Linked DNA regions of Homo sapiens: region 1 is linked to region 2. Evidence: read pairs that join two places in POLR2A ChIA-PET (ENCODE). Cell type or tissue: OCI-LY7. All regions are shown on one strand.

Evidence for each region. Peaks named below come from ENCODE experiments on the same cell type or tissue, not always from the same donor. Only the 100,000 strongest peaks of a DNase experiment are listed, where the experiment ranks them.
Region 1: POLR2A ChIA-PET joins it to region 2 with 5 read pairs; 2 of 35 experiments call an interaction of 5 or more read pairs at or near these places.

The regions. Positions count from the first base shown.
Region 1 is chr14:20,538,252-20,543,251 of GRCh38, forward strand. No RefSeq gene overlaps it. Among named protein-coding and RNA genes, the nearest start is that of RNASE9, 20 kb to the right of the region's middle. In OCI-LY7, no CTCF peak of the experiment used is centred here; no DNase peak of the experiment used is centred here.
Region 2 is chr14:20,304,030-20,309,029 of GRCh38, forward strand. It overlaps TTC5 (tetratricopeptide repeat domain 5), which reads right to left and starts at 1,922. Exons shown (of 10, transcript NM_138376.3): 1 at 1,858-1,922. The coding sequence starts at 1,908. RefSeq lists an enhancer at 1,828-2,067 and a silencer at 4,848-5,000. In OCI-LY7, CTCF peaks have their summits at 1,999 and 2,202; a DNase peak (open chromatin) is centred at 1,952; H3K4me3 peaks cover 1,934 bases; H3K27ac peaks cover 340 bases.

The sequences.
Region 1 (5,000 bases), 230 kb after region 2:
AGCCTAGTACCCAATAGTAATTTTTTTTCTGCTCCTCTCCCTTCTCCTACCCTCCACCCTCAAGTAGGCTTCAGTGTCTGTTGTTCCCTTCCTTGTGTCCATGAGTTATCATCACTTACTTCCCACTTATAAGTGAGAACATGCAGTATTTGGCTTTCTGTTGCTGTGTTAATTTGCTAAGGATAATGGCCTCCAGCTCCATCCATGTACCCACAAAAGACATGATCTCATTCTTTTTTTTTTTTTTTGAGACGGAGTCTCGCTCTGTCGCCCAGGCTGGAGTGCAGTGGCGCGATCTCGGCTCACTGCAAGCTCCGCCTCCCGGGTTCACGCCATTCTCCTGCCTCAGCCTCCTGAGTAGCTGGGACTACAGGCGCCCACCACCACGCCCGGCTAATTTTTTGTATTTTTAGTAGAGATGGGGTTTCACCGTGTTAGCCAGGATGGTCTCGATCTCCTGACCTCGTGATCCGCCCACCTCGGCCTCCCAAAGTGCTGGGATTACAGGCGTGAGCCACCGTGCCGGGCCTATCTCATTCTTTTTTATGACAGCTTAGTATTCCATGGGGTATATGTACCACATTTTCTTTATCCAATCTGTTATTGATGGGCATTTAGGTTGATTCCATGTCTTTGCTATTGTGAATAATGCTGCAATGAACATTTCGTGTGAACGTATATTTTTTGTTTTTTTTTTTTTAGACGGCATCTTTGCTCTGTCGCCCGGGCTGGAATGCAGTGGTGTGATCTCGGCTTGCTGCAACCTCCGCCTCTCGGGTTCAAGTGATTCTCCTGCCTCATCCTTCCAAGTAGCTGGGACTACAGGTGCGTGCCACCATGCCCAGCTAATCTTTGTAATTTTAGTAGAGATGGGGTTTGACCATGTTGGCAAGGCTAGTCTTAAACTCCAGACCTCAAGTGATCTGCCCGCCTTGACCTCCCAAAGTGCTGGGATTACAGACATGAACCACTGCGCCTAGCTGCATGTGTTTTTATGGTAGAATGATTTATATTCATCTGGGTAAATACTCAGTAATGGGATTGCTGGGTTGAATGGCAGTTCTGTTTTTAACTCTTTGAGGAATCACCACGCTGCTTCTCACAATGGTTGAACTAATTTACACTTCCATCAACAGTGCGTAAGTGTTCTCCTTTTCTCTGCAACCTCCTCAGCATCTGTTATTTTTTGACTTTTTAATAGCTATTTGAAAGTGTATAGTGTATTAACTATAGCCATTCTACCATCATATAGAACACTAGAGCTTATTCCTCTTCTCTAGCTGTAATTTTCTTGAGATATAAAAGTCCAGGGGAAGCAGCAGGGACCTGTCACCTGAAACAGAGGCGATGGGTGATGCCGGAAGCAGCAGCTCCTGTGGGAACAGGCTCAAGATATCCTCTGACAGGACAGTTATGGACATGACACCTGGACAAGGAGCAGCAGGAAGAACTCAAAGGACCTGTGAGGATGCATGAAGGTAGCACCCCCAGGAAATTCATAAGTTACCCAAGGACGTTAAAGGAAAAGTACATTCCGATCTGGGGATATGGACATTTGAAGTCTTTAAGTGTTTTTTAAATGAAGGTGTAGCCTTATTTTATACTTACAAGCTGTTGAAGCCTGGACATGTTACTTTCATAATTTGTGTTCTTACTGTGAGAAGAATGAGGTCAATGTGTGATGGACTGCACATATCAGAATGTTCCATATCTCTTACATAATTTTTTTAACTGATCAACTCTGTCCTTTGATCATGCCCAAGCTGTGCCCCAGGGGTTCCCTTGAGTCCGTCAGTAAGGTCCATAGCCATCATTGTATGCTTCTTGGCCCTGAGCCTAAAACAGAAGGCCCAGGGCAGGCTCCACGCCTAGGATCATGGGGATTTTTCTCTAAACTAAGCACTGAGCAGCGATTGAGGACATGCTGATGTTATCAGGCTATTGCAGAACAGAAGATGCAAAACAGAAGGGCTGATGTGAGTTTTCTGGAGCACTCAAAACAGTTTTTTCGGAAAGCCTATTCAGAAGTTTATTTTGGTTTTAGCAATTGGAATTCACATTGGTTAAAATTTAAAAACACAAGACACATAGTTCTTCCTTAGGCTTTTAAATAAATTTGCAAATTTTATTGTTCAATTCACAAATTCAGTAGATATCTGACTGTATTTTGTGTATCTCACAAAGCTTTCTTGTGACCTGTGTTCATAAATCATGATGGATACTGAGGACACCAAGCACTAGGAATCTCGGTTTGGGTCTTAGCTTGGGGCTTAGAGAGGCAGAGGGCTGATTAAAGGGCCTCACTTACGCTTGCAAGAGTTTCAGGACTAAGAAGAATAATCTGTGGCTAATGAAGCATAAATTATTTCTGCAGTCCTCCCGGCTCATAAATAAGTCATAAATAAGGGCATCCCAAACTGTAATTCTCAACTTAAGAGTTGTTTCCTTAGGCCAGGCATGATGGCTCACACCTGTAATCCCAGCACTTTGGGAGGCCAAGGTGGGCGGATCACGGGGTCAGGAGATCAAGACCATCCTGGTTATCACGATGAAACCCCGTTCTCTACTAAACCTACAAAAAATTAGCTGGGCATGGTGGCGGGCGCCTGTAGTCCCAGCTACTTGGGAGGCTGAGGCAGGAGAAGGGCGTGAACCTGGGAGGCGGAGTTTGCGGTGAGCCGAGATCGTGCCACTGTACTCCAGCCTGGACGACAGAATGAGGCTCCATCTCAAAAAAAAAAAAAAAAAAAAAGAGTTGTTTCTTTAATCCATAAAATTTAATTTTTTTGTTGTTGTTCTCCTCCCATGCCAGAACATTTGAGGTAAAGAATGTGGATTGGACAATAGTTAGAAGAAGAGGTTCACAATTTCTCTAATGTAGCCTCGGCTGTTATGCCTCTGTTTTTATAATTATCTCATTATATGTAGTGCTAGAAATTCACACCAGGCCTAAACTTGGATAACCAAATCTTTTCAGGCCTCACCAGTCTGGAGTTACTGATGGGACCACTTTAATAGTAACAACCTATATCTCATGAGTTTATTACCATCTCTCTAATTCTTGTGTGTATTAATTAGAATTGGTTTGGCAGTGACAGAAACTTCAGGTAGCAGTGGCTTAACAAAAAAAGTGTTTATTTCTCTCATTTCTTTTTATTTTATTTTTTAGAGACGGAGTCTCACTCTGTCACCCAGGCTGAAGTGCAGTAGTATGAGATCATAGCTCACTTCAGCCTCGAACTCCTGGGCATAAGGGATCCTCCTGCCTCAAACTCCTGGACAGCTGGGACTACAAGTGTGTGCCACCACACCTGGCTAATTTAAAAAATTTTTTGTAGAGATGAGGTCTCATGCCCAGGCTAGTCTCAAACTCCAGGCCTCAAGCAATTCTGCCTCAGCTGCCCCAAATGCTGGGATTACATGAGTGAGCCACCATGGCCAGCCTTTACACTTTGTTTTCTGAAGTCCAGGGATAGTCAATTTAGGTCTGTTATGGCGTTCCATGGTGTCAGACATTCAGGCTCTATCTTGCTGCTCTGCTAAACTCAGCATGTGGCTTCCCCATCAGGATCCAAGATGGCTAGTCTAGCTTCAGACAACATGTCCATTCCAAGGAAAAAGGAAAGAAAAAGCAAATATGGCATTCTCCTTCCCTTCAAGGACACTTCCCAGAGCTTTCACTCAACTCTTTCTCTTCACGGATATGTCCCAGGCTCTCTTTTTATTTTGGATCGCTACGTGCTCAGGTAAAATTGGAGGTTTCTGTTACGACCCACAGAAGAAGAAAAGAGTTGCAGACACTGAGAGACAGTGGGTAATGTCTACTCCATCCCTTACAGTTCTCCTTAAAATCTCACCTGTCTCATCTCTGCCATATCTAGGATTCTCCAGGGAAGCCCTCAAAATGCTCCCAGACAAGGAGGTCAGGTGTATCAGATGGTGTCTTTGATCTCTTTTTCTTCTGCTTCAGTCTTGATGGTGCCTTTTAGTAAAGCAGATACCTGTGGGAGCCTGATCGACTTCATGGCTCCATGAAAACAATAGCACCTGTGCCAAGATGTACTTTCATCCAACAGCGCTGAAACTGTTTAGATGAAGTCTTAGAATTGGGTGGGTTTTGGGGGTGGGAATTAAGTGGATAGACTATGGCTTTATCACTCAGTACTGCCTTTTATCCCCTGAGCACCAAAATAGTATTGTTTGTTTCTCTGTCTCTCAGCATCTTTCATAAAAATAACTCCACCACATTCTACTTAAAGCTCCTCCCTCCATAGTATTCAACACTGGTCAAAAAGGCAAGGTGCATGTTGTTAGTGTGTATGTGGTGTGTGGGGTGAGGAGGTGGATGGATGTGAAACACCATTCTTGCTTCTCTGCCCCACTATTCATCTTTTCTATCATGCAGAATCCTTCCTCTTCATCAATTCTTCCCATGTAACTGGAACCCTTCCAAACACTGCCTCACCAGTTAACCATGTATACCTTAATCTTTTTGAACTCTGGTTTTAGGAACAACTTAACCTTGAGCCAAGTACCCACATTTTACTTTGTGTGCCCAATGCCGGCAAAGCAACTGGCATGCATAGATACAAAATACATAGTTGTTAAATAAATGAATGAACACGTGTTTAAGTAGTGACAGAGATGGTGTTGTTGAGTTTAACTATGTCTTACTGATTTTCTACCTGCTGTTCATTTATGATAGAGCAGTGCTGAAGTCTCCAACTATAATAGTGGATTCATCTATTTCTCCTTGCAGATCTATCATTTTTTACCTTACACATTTTGATGTTCTGTAATTACAATTATGACTTCTTGGAGAATTCTGATGTCTTTAACATGTAACAACCCTCTTCATTCCTGATAACTTTCCTTGCTTTGAAGTCTGCTTATATCTAAAATGTATATAGCCATTCTCAAATTCTTTTTTAAAAATTAATTATTTTAAATTGACAAAAATTATACATGTTTATCACATACAATATGTTTTGAAATATGTA
Region 2 (5,000 bases):
ATCATACTCTTATTTTTCTTCATACTTATTTAAAATCATGTGGCCTATCATTAATTGTCTATTGTCTGCCTCCACCACTGAAATGTAAGCTCCAGGATGGAAAGGCCTTTAATCTGTTTTGTTTCGAGCTACACCTGAGCACCAGAACGGGACTTGGGACATGATAGGCTCTAATTCACTACACTTGATTGAATTAACTAACTAACTATCCCTGTTCTAACAAATACATATGTGCTATACTTAATTTAAAATCCTATCCAGAATGAAGGGAACAGACTAGCACCCTCTGCAAATTTTATTGTATTATATCCAAGACCCAGCCTGCAGAGACTCTGATTTTAACAGTTTAGCAGAACTCAAAATTCTACATTTTTAACAGGCACCCCAGATGACTGTAATGAAACTGTCTGTAAAACACACTTTGAGAAATATCCATTTATACACTCTTTTTACACTAAAATGTCTTTAACAATGAAATCAAAGTTTACCACCATCTCCATGAACAGCAACACCATTATCTAATCCTTTTCCTCTTCTCTACTTCACTCCTTTATTCCATTCCTGCACCGACCCCACCCCAAGATAACGGAAGTATCCTCTCCCAAGCTGCTTAGGACATTTACCACAAATGAACCTAGGAAAAGACAATTCTCATAAAAAATTACAACCAATTTCCTTTTGTCCTGCAATCAACATGGCTGCAAATTAAGAGTTTTAGAGAAGGGCTTATTGATTGGTTTTAGTTGTTAAACCAAACATTCAAGAAGTTGTTTGGTTTTATTGTTTGGTTTTGTTTTCCTCTGGACTGAATGTTTTTAGAAACTTATTTTTTCATGGCAAAATCAATACATGTAAGTTGTTAAAATTCAAATAGATACATGTAAAAAAAAGAAAGTACAAAATTACCCCAAAGAACCTCAGTGATAACCACTGATTTGTATACCTTTTCAGATTTTTTTCTGTGCATATACAAACATATATACACAAATAATGTTTCTAATATAGAACCAGAATTGAGAATCTCTGATTTCAGCCAGTCACAGTTAGGGAATAAAATGAAGTTAATCCAAATCAGCTGGAACACTCTAAAAAGTGTTACTATTTTAATGTACCCAAGAACAAAGAAATTTCACCAGTATTTAAATTTGTGCGTTAAACACCTTTAGGCAAGTTACAAGCCTGTCATAGTTCTAATATTTAAGTTACAGGCTGCCTTAGAACGAAGAACTGAGTTCCTGAGGTGTAAGGAAAATCATGGGTTCTTAAAGGCAAAGAGCCAAGCAACTAGTTAACGCCTCCCTACCAAGTCCAAAAGACTAGTCTTACCTGTGGACTATGTGGAGTCTGGACCCCTCTGCATCAGACCCCAAAGTGGAATTACACAGGTTGAAAGAAATCAAAACTGAAATCCTAAGGGGAGTAACCAGGACACTTGCAGTGCAGGTCATTAGCGTGATTGTTGCCAAATTCAAAGCAGAAAGGTGTTAAATGGCTTTTGTAGGGATCAAAACAACATGTGACAGTAGTTCATGCAGATCTGCCACACACATGTATATGCTATTCGCTATGGATGAATCGAGAAAACAACGTCCTCTCTAAAAATGTACATGAACAGTTAGGAGCAACAAATCTTCTTCCATACAGGACTGAAATTAACCGCAGTCAGGTCGGCAGCAGGAGGTTCCAACGAGGCTCCCTGGCTGGCTGCGGCTGCACCCTCGAGGGTTGTTATAGTAACCACACAGACGCACGCAGCTTCGCGTGTGTGCCGAGGAATTCACGGGCAGTACATAAACTGGACTCCCTGCTTCATTCGGAGTAACAAAAACACATACAGAATTTAATCTACGGCCCCACCTGCAATTTCTGCAAGATCGGCTTGACTTCTTCCTCTTCATCAGCCATCATCTCCCGGCCACTCCACCCCCAACTTTATAACCACAGAGACGCACGCCCTCTCTCACCGCGGAACCACAGCGACATCTGGCGTTCTGGAGGCTTTTCTGCCCCAGAAGGGCTTTGCTTCAAACCGACTTAACCATTTATTTCCACAGAGATGCTCTACAATCACTTGTGAGTTCATAAACTTCTTTCTTTCCCAGATCCTGGAAACAAAATGTCCTCAGCTTAATTTCTATATTCTTGTTTCATGTCTTCCTACTTATTTATACTAAGATTATAATACTCCATAAAGAAGAGAGTTTAAGAAGTGCACACCTGTGTTGTTTGAAATTTCGAAAGCCATGTAGTACAATAGCTACTTTACTCAATCTTTTCCAAACTTTGCAGTAATTTTCTATGTATGATTAATTTTATCATTTTAATGCACTATCTTAATAAATACTACACTTGGGATGGCTCATAAAAACCACCATGCTCTACACTAACAATGCCTCCATATTTATAGACAACATCCAGAAGGATATATAAGAAAGGATGACTGTCTCTGCAGAGGGAAACACAGAAACTGGGGAACTGTGGGTGAGCGAAGAAAATTTTCACTGCCTGCCCTTTTGAATTTTCTTGCCATCTATATGTATCACCTATTCAAATATAAACATTTTTAAATAAAAAATTATTTGCTTCTACATAGTCTCTGGAAAGAGACACAAGACACTGGCAAGACTATCGCTTACAAAGAGCAGAAGTGAGTGGCTGGAGCAAAAATGAGTGACCAGGGAACTGGGGTAGACTTTTCACTCTATGCCTTTTTTGTAACTTTAAAGTTTGTACCTTGTGAATATATTAAACTTCTGAATAAATCTTTTAAAGTGTCATGTAATATTCCTGGCAGTTTTGCTTTACTTTTTTAGTTTTAATTACAGCTTCAAGCTGATTCTGTGAAACTAACAAAGAAGTAAAACGTTCAAGGCAGAAATCATGAATATACATAAAATCATTTCCTCAAATCATTTTCCAACATAAAGGAAATAGTTTGTATTGTAACCTATAAAATCTATGTCGTTAGCTGTAAAATAGGGAGGGATGTTTTAAAAATTTTTTTTTGAGATGGAGTCTCACTGTGTAGCCCAGGCTGGAGTGCAATGGCGCCATCTCGGCTCACTGCAACCTCGGCCTCCCAGGTTCAAGCGATTCTCCCGCCTCAGCCTCCCGAGTAGCTGGGGCTACAGGTGCATACCACCACGCCCGGCTAATTTTTTGTATTTTTAGTAGAGACGGGATTTCACCGTGTTAGCCAGGATGGTCTCGATCTCCTGACCTCATGATTCACCCGCCTCAGCTTCCCAAAGTGCTAGGATTACAGGCGTGAGCCACCACACCCGGCCCTAAAACTTTAAAATTTTTCATCCTCTTTCTCAGACATTTTAACTTTGGTGCACACGAGGCTGGGCACGGTGGCTCACACCTGTAATCCCAGCACTTTGGGAGGCCAAGGCGGGCAGATCACTTGAGGTCAGTTCAAGACAAGCCTGGCCAATGTGGTAAAACCCCATCTCTACTAAAGATACAAAAATTAGCCAGGTGTGGTGGCATGCACCTGTAATCCCAGCTACTTGGGAGGCCAAGACAGGAGAACCACTTGAACCCAGGAGGCAGAGGTTGCAGTGAGCCAAGATGCTGCCACTGCACTCCAGCCTGGGCAACACAGCAAGACTCCATCTCAAAAAAACAGTAATAAATAATTTTGGTGCACATTAAGAATAATTTTTAAGAGATTTTATACTCTATATTCCTAGTGAAGGAAACACTACTTGCTTTTCAATTATGTAAAGCAGGGGTATTTAATTGCCTTTCTACAATGACTAAATATATCTTCAAATGATTTCAGTATAATTTTTATTACCTAAAAAACAATGGGATTTGACATTTAGGGTAATTCCATTGTTAACACATCTTAAACCATTAAGAATCAATCCTAAAATTTAAGAGTTAGAAAAGGCTGTAAGGATAACTTAATTCAGTCCTTCATTTTACAGATACAGAGACTAAGTCCAAGAAAGTTCAAACTAAGTAGAAACCAGAACCCAGATCTTCTGCCTCTCCAGCCAGTATGCTTTCAAATCTTTCCTCTAACAGGACATAAAGTTACTGAGAATGTCCTTCAAATTTCTATCATGGCTCTACATTTTAAATAAATAAATGCATAAACAATTTAATTCCCATAATAATAGTCAGAAATACTCACTAAATAAAGGAAAACAATAAATAAATCTTTTATTTTAATACAATCTCGAGATCAATAACACATTGGTAAACTTTCTGCAGAAGTGCATTCCTAAATAAGTAAACCCAAGGCAATAGTTGACAAAAAGGTAAAGAAGTAGCTTTATTTTAAAATACAGTCTTCCTTTGGTATCTTTGGGGGATTGGTTCCAGGAACCCTCATGGATACCAAAATCCTTGGATGTTCATGTCACTTTTATAAAATGGCATGGTATTTGCATATAACCTACAGATTCTCCCAAATACTTTAAATCACCTCTAAATTATTTATAATACCTACAATGTAAATGCTATCCAAATAGTTGTTATATAGTATTGGTTTTTAATTTGTATTTTTTTATATTATTTTTTCTCAAATATTTTTGATATATGGTTGGCTGAATCTGCAGAAGCAGAACCTATGGATACAGAGCACCGACTGTAAATGCCAAAAAAATTAACTTTAAAAAATAACTTCATCAACGTGAGTTATTTTTAAATACAAATAGGGACTGAACATACATGCATCAAATTGTACTCTCGTTCACTGACATAAGCACACCTCCAAACAATACGAAGGTAAATACATAAATATATACAAATAAATACACACACCCAAATAACAAGCTACACATCACCCACCATTTTCCAAGACCAAAATTTTCACATAAACATACTGGCAAATACAGCAAAATATCAGTGTACATTAACATACTTACATATACAGATATGCATAAATACCAGAATTCAAAGCAACATGTAGCATATAACACAGGTACTTAAGGCATAAACACCACAGCTCAGTGAGAAACAGCACAGGGAGAAAGAGTTATCTA